2 separate regions of the Homo sapiens genome follow, and region 1 is linked to region 2. Evidence: chromatin contacts called from ENCODE Hi-C or POLR2A ChIA-PET data. All regions are on one chromosome and are shown on one strand. Each heading gives the region's core, a stretch centred on a gene start or an enhancer-like site at or near the end of the contact. The rest is flanking DNA. Distances are from core to core; before and after follow the strand shown. Region 1 holds the start of PRKCB (protein kinase C beta). Region 2 overlaps SDR42E2 (short chain dehydrogenase/reductase family 42E, member 2).

Region 1 (6,024 bases), core at 3,525-6,024, 1.6 Mb before region 2:
TCTCCCAACCCATAGCAGTGTCCCCAATTTCCATGACAATGTAATAGAGCCTGAAGGTTACTCTCAATGGTTTCTTTGCCTTGCGATCATCCTACACACCTCCTACCAGAGTGGCAGAGACAACATCCTCTCTCTGCTTGTATTTTTGAAATGGAAACATCCTCTAAATAGTGGCTGCCTGAAATAAACACTACATTTCCCACATGCTCCCTCACAGCAAGGTGTGGGTATGTGATTAAACCCTAGCTAAGAGGATGTAGGTAGAAGGATCTTGAGCAACTTAAACAAGTGACACCGAGCATGTGCTATATGCCCTTCTTTACCCCTTTCTTCCTTCCTGCTAGCTGAAAGAAGGGTGTGAGGACTCCAGCGTCTAGCATCCTTTTTGGACCATGAGATAATTGTCACTCCCCAGGGATAGTGGAGCAGAAAACTCAAAGGAACCTGAGGCCCTGGGCTCTGGATTGCTGACTTAAGTGAGATCATAAAACCTTATGTGTTTTGTATAAACTGTTGATTCCATCGTAAGTGGATTTACTTTCAGAGGAAATATCTGATACCAAGAACAATCAGATACTAAGGAACTCCTCAGTGGTTCCAGAATTAGTCCCAGGCAATGCTGAGTACCAGGGATAAATTTCCCTCTTTCCTATATGTTCCCATTCTAAACATCTCAATTTCAGGGACTGCCAATCTGCCCCTCCCCTCACTCCTCCCTACTGCTGCCCAAATGGAATATGCTGTCAAAGCAGCTACACAGAGTGACCAGAAGTTCATGGCTGAGTTTTGACTCTTACCTGGCAGGCAGTTCCATAGCAAAGCAACCCTGCAGAGCCAGTCTTCTCTCGTGCCAGCTGCCCCACCATTGGGGTAGTCTGGGGACAATCATAAGAGCAGATATTTTCTGAGCATACTCTGTGTCAAGCTCTGGTCCAAGAATCTTGGATATTGCAATGAGTTGGAGCTGCTCAGCCACACTATGGTACTGTTACTGACTCCGTTTTATAGACAAGGAGGCTGAAATACAGAGAGGCTAAGTAATATGCCTGGGAAGTCTCAAAGCTAGGATTCAGACCGACAGGGACTTGCCTGGTAGCCTGTGCAAATGCCCACTTCTCTACGCTGCCTCTTGGTGGGGAGGCAGGGAAGAGAAAAAGAAAGGCAATTTAAAAAATAGACACTCCAGAGGGGCATAGTGGCTCACACCTATAATCCCAACACTTGGGGGCTGAGGTGGGAGGGTTGCTTGAAGCCAGGAGTTCAAGACCAGTCTTGCAACATCACAAGACCCCTTCTCTACAAAAGTTGTTTTAAAATTAGCCAGGCATGGTGGTGCGTACTTGTAGTCCCAATTAATCAGGAGGCTGATGCAGGAGGATCACTTGAGCCCATGAGTTTGAGGCTGCAGTGAGCTCTGATCATACCACTGTACTCCAGCCGGGGCAAAAGAGTGAGACCCTGTCAAAAAAAAAAAAAAGACACTCCTATCTCTAGAGCGCCCATATTTCATTACAAACTTTAATTCTGCCTTTTTCTCTTAACATCAGAAAATTCCTATTATCTTCCAGACTTTGAGTTAAAGGATCTCCTATTTCAAATGTGTCATGCCTTGCACATTCCAAAGTGACTTTCCCATCCATCAATAACAGCAGAGCAGGTGGCATAGAAGATCCGTGGTAAAAATGTTTAAAAATCGCCCCCGATCTCAGCAAGAGACAAAGACTGAAACTGATTCATGGAAGTGAAAGGCAACCTCAAAGAAGAAATTACACATTCCGGTGCCAAGACACCATTGGCATTTTGTTTGAGGGGTCAAAGTTCTAGAAAACAATCCAAATTTGTTTGCACCAGGGCCTAAGTTGTTGCCACTTAAAGAGACTTGAGGAGTCCTCTGGTGTGGTGCAGAGGATCCAAATCTTGGTAAGACAGGCTGGGTAGGTTGGCAGGGCTCACTGAGCCCACCGGGACCCCGATCTCAGAAGAGTATGCAAGAGTCTCAGAGGAGCACAGTGCCATGCTGCCAGCAAGCAAACATTCTGCACCACTGACGATGCCACCTACACTCACTAGGGATCACTTTACTTTTCCCTGGAGGGTGGAGGTGCAGCCACAAAACTGTCAGTCAGTGCTAAATCACGTCAGACTCTTCCACACTCAAATACTTTCTTTTGATTTAAACCCAGCTCACCAGGGTGGTGGTCACTTTGCCCCTAAAGATACAATACCCCAGAAATGTGCCGTTTCTTACCAAACTCAATCTTACCAAGCCCAAGAGTGAAAAATTAAAATTTAAATTAAAAAGAAAACATAACACACAAACTTTCCAGATGAGAGGTTGCAAACTTAAATGCCCACAGGGGCCAGAAATGGGTGAAGTGTTCCCCACTGGGATCAACTGAGACAAAATGGTAAGGCTGTTCCCCATCTACGACGACGGCTCTCAGCTCCAAACGATTGTTTTCAAGCGAAAGTGAGACCATTTCTCAGCAAAGTTAAAGTTGGAAATTAGGATGTGTATGTGAAATCTCCCAGTTCTAAAACGTTCACATCAAATTCACAAGTAAGACACCCTAAGGGCTACACAGAGCTGCGGGTAACTTTTGGTCCTGGAGAGCCAATTTGCAATCTGTCTTTTAGACATGAGCCCCAAAGACGGGGGAGGGGGACACTTTACACGTGATCAACTCACCACCAGCAGGTTTGATACCCCTGGTTAGAGTCCAGGATCTCAAGCCAGATGCAAGAACTCAGGTAACCAGTGCCCTGGAGACCTTTCTGTTTCAACCCAGAAGATAGGGTGATTTAAACCAGGATCTGAGAAACACTCCCTCTGGAAATACTTCTTTCAGAGAGAGAGGAGGCCCAGGCGACAAACACAGTCGCCTTTCTAGGGGATGCACCATCTGCAGAGGAGCGGCAGCCACCTGCAGAGACCTCTGCAAGGCAGGGAGAGGCAGAACCTCCCTGGGTGAGATAAGGAAGGGACATGGGCAGAGAAAGGGGAACTAAGGAGGACAGGTTCTCCCAGAAACGTCCCGGGAAAACACTTTCTCCCCCAGCGGAACTGACCATGCCAGGATTGCTTCAGGAGACCGCTTTGACTCTTCCAGAGCCGGGAAGGCAGGAAGGGTAGGTGAACTTCCTTGGCATGTAAGACTCCCAAGCGCCATCGGCCCCAGTCACACACACACCCCTTGAAAGGACCCTGTTGTGGTGAAGAATTCCTAGCCTGGGAGGTCACTCCGACCAACGTGATTCTTTCACTCTCTGCCTAACTCAGTAACTTCTTCTATAAAGTATTTTTCACCCTCTCTTCCCACAAATAGCATCCCCAAAGCCCCAGAGCCTACCTTGGCACTGGAATCCCTGCTTCCCGAAGCCCCTGCAAAAGCAGAAGGAGGTGTATGTCAGGCAGCCCGGGGGGCCCAGCCTCCAGCTAGTTACCCACAGAGTCACCCGCCTTCCTCCCTGCCTCTGTACCCCAGGTGCAAACTCCCAGCCACAGGCGGGTGCCCAAGAGTCTTCCGCCTTTGTGGGGGTAGGTGGGAGCTCGGCTGTAACCCCCATCTGCCTTCACTCCTGCAGAAGAGAGGAGGCTGCGACCACCAGGTGGCGGGATAGTGGGGAGCGTTTCCGTCGGGGTAGGGGCTGAAGGCAGGCGACAGATGTACCCATAGATGCCCCGAGCACCCTCGGGAAAAGAGAAGAGATAAAGACGCATTCAGAGGGAGGGCGAGAGTGACCCCGCGGCGGTGGTGTCCTCTGGGAGGGGGACTGGGAAGGAGGAAAGGATGCCCCACTACTGGAGGGACTGGGGAAGAAAGGGGCCCGCAGTGATGTGACCGAGGAGTGGAAAGGGGAACCCAGGCCCTCGGGGAGGGGCAATGGGAGATAACACAGGGCGCTGCCCGGAGGCACAGAGGAGTGAGAAAGGATGTCCCATGCCCGCAGGGAGATAGAGAAGGACACCCAGGGCGCCGCCCCCCCCGGAAACAAGGGGTGGGGGGCGAGGGCTCCTCGCGCCCGGAAGCAGGCGGAGAGATAGGGAACCCCGGGTCGGAGAGCACCCGAGGCGCTGCCCTCCAGGGCAGGCACAGACCCCGCGCGCTCCTAGTCAGGTGGAGCAAAGGCTCCCGCGACGCCGCCCCTGGGCGCTCTAGAGGCGCCTGAGAGCAGGAGAGGGCAGGAGGCGCCCCGCGGCGGCCCGTCTGGGACCAGGGTGGGGACAGGGCAACGGCAGGACTGTCCATCCGGGAGTCCCGGGCAGCAGGGTCCGGAGCCGGGAGTCCGGAGACGCGGGGTCCCAGGGTGCGGAGGGCGCGGAGGGCGCAGAGGGCGCGGAGAGGGGGTCCCTGGCGCGGCGCTGCCCTCGGGGGCCCGGGAAGGTGCCCTGCGCGCGCGCGCTCACCAGATGAAGTCGGTGCAGTGGCTGCAGAAGGTGGGCTGCTTGAAGAAGCGGGCGGTGAATTTGTGGTTCTTGACCTCATGCACGTTCTTCTGCCGGAGGGCGCCTTTGCGGGCGAAGCGCACGGTGCTCTCCTCGCCCTCGCTCGGCGGCGGCCCCGCAGCCGGGTCAGCCATCTTGCGCGCGGGGAGCCGGAGCCCGAGAGGTGCCGGCCCCGGGGCCGCGGGACCGCGGGCTGCGGGCCGGGGAGGCGCGGGAGGCGGCGGCCGCTGCTGCACCCGGGGCCGCGGGCGCTTCCCCTGCGCCGGCTCTGGCGGCCGCGGCGCGCGGAGCCGGGGCTGTCACTCGCCCAGCTGCTGCCGCTCGTCCAGCTGCGCTTGGCACCGCTGGCCCCAGCTGCGGGGGAGGGAGGCGGAGCCCCGGGCCAGCCCCGCCCTCCTCATTTGCATCGCGCCCAGGCCCCGCCCAGCGCTGCCAGCTGCTTTACATATCGGCGCCCGGGCTACCGCGGGCCTCGCGGCTAAGCGTGCACAGCCGCAGCTCTGCAGCGCCGGGACCGCAGCCCGGGGTCGTCGGACCCGAGCCTCGCCCCCCACCCCACCCCGTCCTCGGCCCCCGGGGCTGCGTTCAGGAGATGTGCCCAGGGGAGGAGCGAGAGTGGAAAGACCTACGGGGCGAAGGGGAGCGGGTGGAAGGGGTGGGGCGCAGCGAATTCCACCCCGGCCTCTGCGGAGACTGGTACCCATCCACCCCCATCCATCCCATTGGTCATTCTGCACGCGTCTCCTGGAGGGATGGGCTCCCGCTGTCACTCATTCGGAAAGGCTTGTGGCCGCACACACTTACACACACATACACACACACGTTCTGCAGAGGTAGGGGAGGAGCGATCTTTATTTTATATGTCTCTAACTCCACCACAGAGAAGATTCTTGGCTTTGCTTGCCTCCTGCACGTTTGGAAGAGAACTCCCTACCTTCTGTCCATCCCCTCTGCAAAACGACTCCGTTTCCCCAACTGTAACATAGGGCTAATAGTGTGGGGAGGAAGGATTTCAGTAGATCAATATTTTTCCAAATTTCATTCATTTCTGACTCGTCTTCACAAATTCTGGTCGTATTTGTGCACCCTCTGGGGGAAAAAAAGCCTATCTCTTTTGGTCTGAGTTTGAACAGCAAGAGGTATCTACATTATTAAAATATCTCCAGGTGCCGTCATCTGTCCTAAGCATCTTCGACTGAAGTCATCTTTTATTTGTTAAGAGAGGAAATTAATAAATGCTAGAGGGGTGTTAAAGACATTACTATCCAACCAGGACTCTCTCCTTGATGTGATCTGAAGGTAACTGAAAGGGTAATAATTGTCTACAATGTGTAATTCAATGTTATTTAGCGCCCTGTTCATGCACAAGGCCTAAAGATACCCACTGCCACCATGTCCCCCACTCTGGGAACGCAGAGCTTCATTAGGCTGTGAGCTCCTTCACCAGACCTAGGCTCTGTGAGAGCAGGGGGGCTGTTCACCACCATGTCGCCCAGCACCAAGCTCAGTGCCTGACACCTCCCAAGACCCCAGTAAATATTGGTTGATTGAGTGAGGGCATGGATGAACAAGTGAAT
Region 2 (6,670 bases), core at 3,696-6,195:
CACACATGCAAAGAATCTGCAACAACGTTCAATGGTTTTCCTCCCTGAACTCTTGATTCTTACATCGCGAGGGCAAGGGCTAGGACATGAGGCCACTCAGGGCTACAGAGGGGCCTTGAACTGGACAGAGCGTCTGCACCTTGGGGACCCAACATACAAACTGGGGCTCCACGCAAGATCCCGGCCCACCCGGGAGGAAGCGGCAGCACGGGAGCGCCCCTACGTGGCTGTAGGCAGGATCACGCCCAAGGAAAACTCAAAATCAAATCCAAACACACTTGTGAGGATTTAATATTAAAAATATTAATTTTTGATATGTAGGCACTCTTCATTTTAATAGTGCGTTCCTAGTGTGTTTACTGCTGCTGATCGCGAGAGCACTGTGACTCCAAGTCTCCGTGAGCAACGCAGGAGACAGCGGTTCTATATTGAGCATGCGCAAACTTTGAGGGCGGGGCGCCTCCGTCATCACACTAATATGCCGGCATAGGAAGCCCTACGATCGGGAGGTAGCGTGGCCGAGTGGTCTAAGGCGCTGGATTTAGGCTCCAGTCATTTCGATGGCGTGGGTTCGAATCCCACCGCTGCCACACCTCAGAAGGTCTCACTTTTCTATCCATAAACCATCTCTTTATGTAGTCCTTTGCCAACTTCTCTTCCTTTTTTCTCCTTTCTGATGTATTTCTTTTTTAAAGCTTTAGATTGCTTATAATGGATTTTTTTTAATGGAAGGGGGAAGGGAAGAGAAAAGGCAGAAACTGCAGTGCAGGCTCTTTCACTGTCTAGCCCAATACACAAACCTCTCTTTCACCTACCCATCCAGCTCCCTCAAAACAAAACAAAAAAACAAAACACATCTCCCCATTTCCAGGGGAAAGCATCTGAGCTAGCTTGAAAAGTTCCCAACAGCCTGTCTGGGTCTTCCTGGGGTTAGTTGGGGGTGGTTGTAATCATGACCTGAGTTAGGGACGGGGGTCCCTTTCTGGCCTGCTCCGTGTACTTTAGAGGGCTCCAGGGACCCCATAAACCTCTGTTGTCAGGTGACCCTGGAGTAGTAGGGGTCTGGCCCTATGTGGGGGTGCCAACCTTGAGGTCTCTGCTTCATTGATTCACCTCTTACTTGGTTTTCAGGCTTGATTTAGGGGCCTTCATTTATAAACAGTTGTTGAGCTGTTTATGAAGGGCCTACTATGTGCCAGAAACCGTGCTCGTCCTGAGGCTGTGGTGGTGTACAAGGCAGGCATGTTTTTGAACCCATCGACTTTGCAGACATTGTCATTTTAATTAATTACACCTGTGAGGAGTGTTAGGCAGTACAGCATGCTAACCTGGCCCCTGAGAAGCAAGGAAGTGACATTTAGCTGGGGCCTGAAATTGAGATTAGCCAAGTGAAGGCGTGGGAGGGGATTTCCAAGAGGGAACTCCTAAAGAGCCTGGTAAGGCTGAGACGCTGTGAAGGTAATTCAGGGCAGCTGCACAGAGAGTGGAGGTGGAGTATTGGCAATAGGTGAGGCGAAGAGACAGGCAAAGAGGGCCATGAATGCCGAGTTAAGGCTTTGAACTTGGTCCCTTCCCAAGGGCAATGGGAAACCATGGAAGGCTTTTGAGCTAGAGAGTGGCATGTTCCAATTTGGAATTTAGAAAGTTCACTGGTTGGGCACGGTGGCTCACACCTGTAATTCCAGCACTTTGGGAGGCTGAGGCGGGTGGGTCACCTGAGGTTAGGAGTTTGAGACCAGCCTGGCCAACACGGTGAAACCCCGTCTCTACCAAAAATACAAAATTTAGCTGGGCATGGTGGTACGCACCTGTAATCCCAGCTATTTGGGAGGCTGAGACAGGAGAATTGCTTGAACCTGGGAGGCGGAGGTTGCAGTGAGCCGAGATCGCACCACTGCACTCCAGTCTGGGCGATTGAGTGAAACTCCGTGTCAAAAAAAAGAGAAAGAAACAAAGAAACAAAGAAAGAAAAGAAAGTTCCCGCTGGCAGCAGGGACAGGAGGTCCCATTCAATGCCTATTGCAATTGTCTAGGAGAAAGGACAGTGGTTTGTACCACAATAGTGGCCGGGTGCGGGACAGAAGGAGTGAGTCAGGGAGACATTTTAGAGATAGATTTGACAGAATCCACAGATGAGCATGTCGAGAAGAAGAGGATCACGTCAAAAGTGACGCCCAGGATTTGGGCTTGGGTCATTGGATGGCTGGTGGTGCCTCTCCTCTCCTGGGAGGGAACACAAGATAGATGGAAAGCAGGTTTGTGGGAGATGATGACTTCAGTTTGATTTTCATTGAGCTGGAGATTCTTGTGGGATATGGGGTTGAGTAGGAGGTTGGACATAGATTTCTGGAGGTCAAGAGAGCACTCCAAGGAAATGATACAGATTTGGGAGGTATTAGAGACTGAGGCCATGGGAAGGGATGAACTCATCCAGAAAGATCCCACAGAGGGAGAAGAGGGGCCAAGACAGAGACCCGAGAGACATCATCTTAAAGGGAGGGCAGTGGAAGAAAAGCCAGTGAAAGAGATGCGAAAGAGACGGGAAAGGACTGGCCAGCAATATACGTGGAAAACAGGTGTGGTTTCATAGAGACCAAGAAATGCGGATCAAGAAGGAGGGGGCAGTCAACTATGCTGAACACAGCTAAGATAATTGGCAAAATAAAGACGGAAAAATATCTATTAAGATTTATGGACAAGATCATTGATGATCTGAAAGCCATTTTGGAATGGGTTGAGGAGAAGAAATGGAAACATAAGTATGGTCAATTCATCACAAAATTTGATTTTGAAAAGGAGGAGCAAAAGGAACAGTTGTGGGAGGGAAAATGGGGGAATCAAAGGAGGATTTTTTTAAATTTTAAAGATGGGGTCTCACCCTGTTGCCCAGGCTGGAGTGTAGTGGTGCAATCATAGCTTACTGCAGACTCAAACTCCTGGACTCAAGTGATTCTCTTGCCTCAGCCTCCTGGGTGCCACCACACCTGGCTAATTAAAAAAAATTTTTTTTTATGTAGAAGCAGGGTTCTCACCAAATCGCCCAGGGTGGTTTTGAACTCCCGACCTCAAGCAATCCTCCAGCCTTAGCCTCCCAAAATGTTGGGATTACAGGTGTGAGCCACTGTGCCCTGCTGGGAAGATATTTTCAAGATGAGAGAGACTTGAGGATGTTTTAGATGCCTGGCATTGGGTTTACAACTGGGAATAGCTTCAGCACCCATAATGGAAAGCCTATGAGTTTGTCTTGATAATCCCTTCAGATCGACTATGTCACCTTGGGCTGCCCACTGTGACAATTCTGTTTTCTGCATTTGCGATGCTTCTCTTTAGCGTCTCCAAGTAAGCTAGAACCTCCTACTTGCCCTTTCAGAACCTCATGGAGGCTAGTGGTCTGGGCAGTCTCAAAAATTCTTACAGTGATTCAGTTTTCCTGTTGGGTGGGGATGCCACCTCCTTTTCCATTGGATAAAGATGCTTGAAAGGAAAAAAGCTTTTTTGACATAGCGATCCATGTTGTCCCCATGCCCAGGGTTTACACATTCTGCTTCCAGAGTGTTAGGAAATAGATGAGTTGGAGAAATCCAGAAAACAAATAAATTGATTCTTGGCTTTTGGATTTTCAAAAGTAGGTTTGGCACTAGTCAAAAGATCTAGAAAATAACGTGAGCAGTGTGAGATTGTTTTTCCTGCTCGAAGAACAGATTTCCCAGGATTAGCAGGGAGAAGAAAGAGAGGAAGGAAGTGAGTTTGGATGTAAACATGTTATCGAGAGGAAAGGAAGCCCCAGGACCGCCAGCTTCAAATGGTCCGAGGTTTGCGGCTCTGAGAGAACGAGACCAGAGTTCAACCGCAAGCCTTGGCATGGCCAGAGTGTAGAAGAGTAGAAGTTACCACGTGTTGTGTTTAGGCCAGTGGCGGCTTAGGCGGTGCTCCTCCAAATTCCCCCAGCTGTAGAGCAGAAACCCCCACCCTCCTCTGCTCTTTGGAATGAGACAAAGCCCCAGTTTTCGTCATCTATAAAAGGAGAGTAATAAACCCTATTTAAGAGTAGCTGTAAGAATTAAATAAGATCACATAGATGAAAGCTCTTTTACACTGTCAAGCATTAAACAGACATAGGATTATTATTCTTTCAAAAATTATATACACACATAAAATTCAGCCTAGCAGAGAGGAGCATACATTTTTTTTTAGCTCCTTCCCAAACTGCTCACCTTGTTCAGCAGAGTGGGACACACACTGCGGTGGCCATGTTGGTTCTGATGAGCCCTTTCGATCCCATCCACCTCAGGCTTGTGGTGCTTTTCTTCTCTGCCAGTCCCACGTGTGCATATTATGATCTATACATGGTTGTATTTACACACTGATGTCTTGGTACTTACAACTGATAACTGATACCAAGATGATAGGAGGCGAAGTTTCTGTGGAGAGCAGGGCTAGATAAAGAAGTTTCGTGACCTTAAACTTTAAAGATTATGGTGATTACCACTACCTCTAATTAATAAATAGAAACAGTACTAAATCATAAAATATAACCAACTAAACTCTATTTTTCCCATTATAGCTTTATTGGTACTTCATCGAGACATCCAATTATTTTAAGAGTTTTTTTTTTTAAATTTTTCATGCTCTTTCTGGTACTAAAACCTGTGCTTACTATGCTGTCATCCTCAGACAGGAACCCAAAAAGGCCAAGTCGGGCTCGGCAGAAGCTTGAGTCTCGGTTTTTCCCCAAACCCTGGCTGTCAACACACAGATCTGTGTGAATGAGAAGCCCAGAACATTGGGTCGGGGTGGATCGAATGCAATGTTACCAGACAGAGCAGCAGCCGACGGCGCAAACTCATACCAACGTCACCCGAGCCTGCGTTAGCCCATAGCGACGCGGCAGCCTGGTTCCGGGGAGAACCTACCCGGGAGGCGGAGCTGGAAAGGGGTGAAGCCAGAGAGGGAGGGGGCGGGGCCAGGACTCAATTACACGCGAGAAGGGCGGGACCGGGTCCAGAGGCAGGAGCAAGGACAGACCCAAAAGGAGAAGCCAAAGGGTGGGCTCAAGCGCGCGGGGAGGACCAGAAAGGGGGCGAAACCAGAATGAGGGAGAATCTGGGGGTGGGCCGGGACTGGGCAGGGACTAGGAGAAGGTCCAGAAGGCGGAGGAAGCTGTGAGCCTTGGCCCATATCAGAAACCGGACAGGCCGGAGGGAGGAAAAAAGGGGCAGGGCCAGGGCCTGGAGGGAGGGTCATGGACGTAGGAAAGATTCAGGGGGCGGGACAGAGGCGTGACCAGGACTCAGAAGGCGTGCCCAAACATGGAAGGGCGGGAAGGGGCGTGGCTATGACATGAAGGCGGGGTTAGGCCTGGAGAGCGGCTCAGGACTAGGCTCTGAAGTCAGGGGGCGGGGAAGAGGCGTGCCCAAGCCGTGAAGCAGGGGCGGGGTTATAAAACGGGGGCGGGGCTAGGTCTGGAGGTCTGCTCAGGGGCTAGGCCAGGAAATCAGTGAGCGGGGAAGAAGGCGTGCCCAATTTGAAGGGCGGGTCAAGGGCGTGGTCAAAACATGGAAAGAGACTCGGGGCTACGCGTCTGGGCCGACCAGGGACGTGGCCAGGATTCAGGGGGCGGAGCAGGAGCGTGCCCACTTCGGAGGGCGGGGCGGGACAGGACAGGGGCGGGGCCAAAACACAGGAAGGGCGCAAGGCAAGGTCTGGGAGTAGATAGGGGCGTGGCCAGAAGTCGGCGGTCCGGGCTAGGTCTGGAGAGCGGCTCGGGGGCGTGACCAGGATTCAAGGGGCGGAGCGGAGGCGCGCTCAAACCCAGAAGGCGGGGCAGGGGCTGGTACAAGCCCAGGGAGCCGGGCGTGGGCGAGGGTGCAGCGGGGCCGACCCTAGCGGGCGGCGGACGGCGGACGGTCACAGGCGCTCCACGGCGGCGTGCAGAGGCTGCAGGCCTAGGAAGTGCAGGGCCAGGGCGAGCAAGCCGAGGAACAGCAGCAGCCTGAGCAGCAGGCGCAGGAGGGTCCGCGCCGTGGAGCCGCGGGGCCGCCGGGTCGTGGACTGCACGTATAGCTCCACGGCGTCGGCGAACCTAAACTTATCCGGCGCGTAGCCGAGCTGGGCGCGGGCCTTGGCTATCTGGAAGGTGTGCGTCACGGCCACGCTGCGCACCTGCGGGGACAGGCGGGGCATCCGAGGGCGGGCCTCGTGGGAGGAGGACATCCTCTACTTCGTTGTTTACGGAAAGGGAAAAGAGAGGGCAGGGATTTCCCCTCCATTACATAGTGATTTAAAAGGACCCGAGTGCAGCGTCTTGCTCCTGCGATGCCCTCATTAGAGAGGTCTTCCTTTCTTCCTTACATGTTCATTTTTATTGGAGGGTGCCGCCTTTGCGTCGCCCCCTCCAGCCCCGCTGAATTCGCACCCTATTTAACTCCTTGGTCCCTAAGAAGCAAAGGTCTCACCCCTACACTCATCTTCCCGGCCTAGCACGGTGCTGGGACTCAGGAGGCCCTTGATACATTCTTAGGCATCCGCTAGGAGAAGGTGAACGCCTGCCAGAAACATCTGCAGGAAACGACCTTGGCTTCCTGCCCCCAACCCCAGACCAACTGTGACCAGGAGGGCCCCAGTCGCAGCCTTCATGCCCTCGCTTATTAACTAAGCTTCCCTAAGAGAG

The links. Hi-C counts contacts between places; a loop is a spot of excess contacts on that map. ChIA-PET counts read pairs that join two places held with the same protein, here RNA polymerase II (POLR2A). Pooled maps may share reads with other maps.
Region 1: a loop to region 2 is called in a pooled map, with 7 times the contacts of the local background. The contact joins the promoter of PRKCB here to the enhancer-like site in region 2. A Hi-C loop is called at or near these places in 2 of 37 single-sample maps with no recorded cell type and 6 of 50 pooled maps. POLR2A ChIA-PET finds 5 or more read pairs at or near these places in 1 of 52 experiments (naive thymus-derived CD4-positive, alpha-beta T cell).

What each region holds. Positions count from the first base shown.
Region 1 is chr16:23,834,733-23,840,756 of GRCh38, reverse strand. It overlaps PRKCB (protein kinase C beta), which reads right to left and starts at 4,774. Exons shown (of 17, transcript NM_002738.7): 1 at 4,409-4,774; 2 at 3,351-3,382. The coding sequence starts at 4,581. RefSeq lists enhancers at 3,669-3,808, 4,072-4,617, 4,618-5,165 and silencers at 4,119-4,198, 4,529-4,608, 4,639-5,278.
Region 2 is chr16:22,189,631-22,196,300 of GRCh38, reverse strand. SDR42E2 (short chain dehydrogenase/reductase family 42E, member 2) reads right to left here. Exons shown (of 13, transcript NM_001394319.2): 13 at 4,550-6,162. The coding sequence ends at 5,908. It overlaps TRL-TAG3-1 (tRNA-Leu (anticodon TAG) 3-1), which reads left to right and starts at 509; the gene lies at 509-590. RefSeq lists silencers at 44-123, 5,695-5,794, 5,935-5,984, 6,075-6,164 and enhancers at 874-1,003, 4,595-4,654, 5,155-5,234, 5,490-5,989. Within about 2 kb of position 4,945, at least 41 of the 41 ENCODE cell types and tissues checked have a DNase peak (open chromatin) inside an H3K27ac peak, as active enhancers do.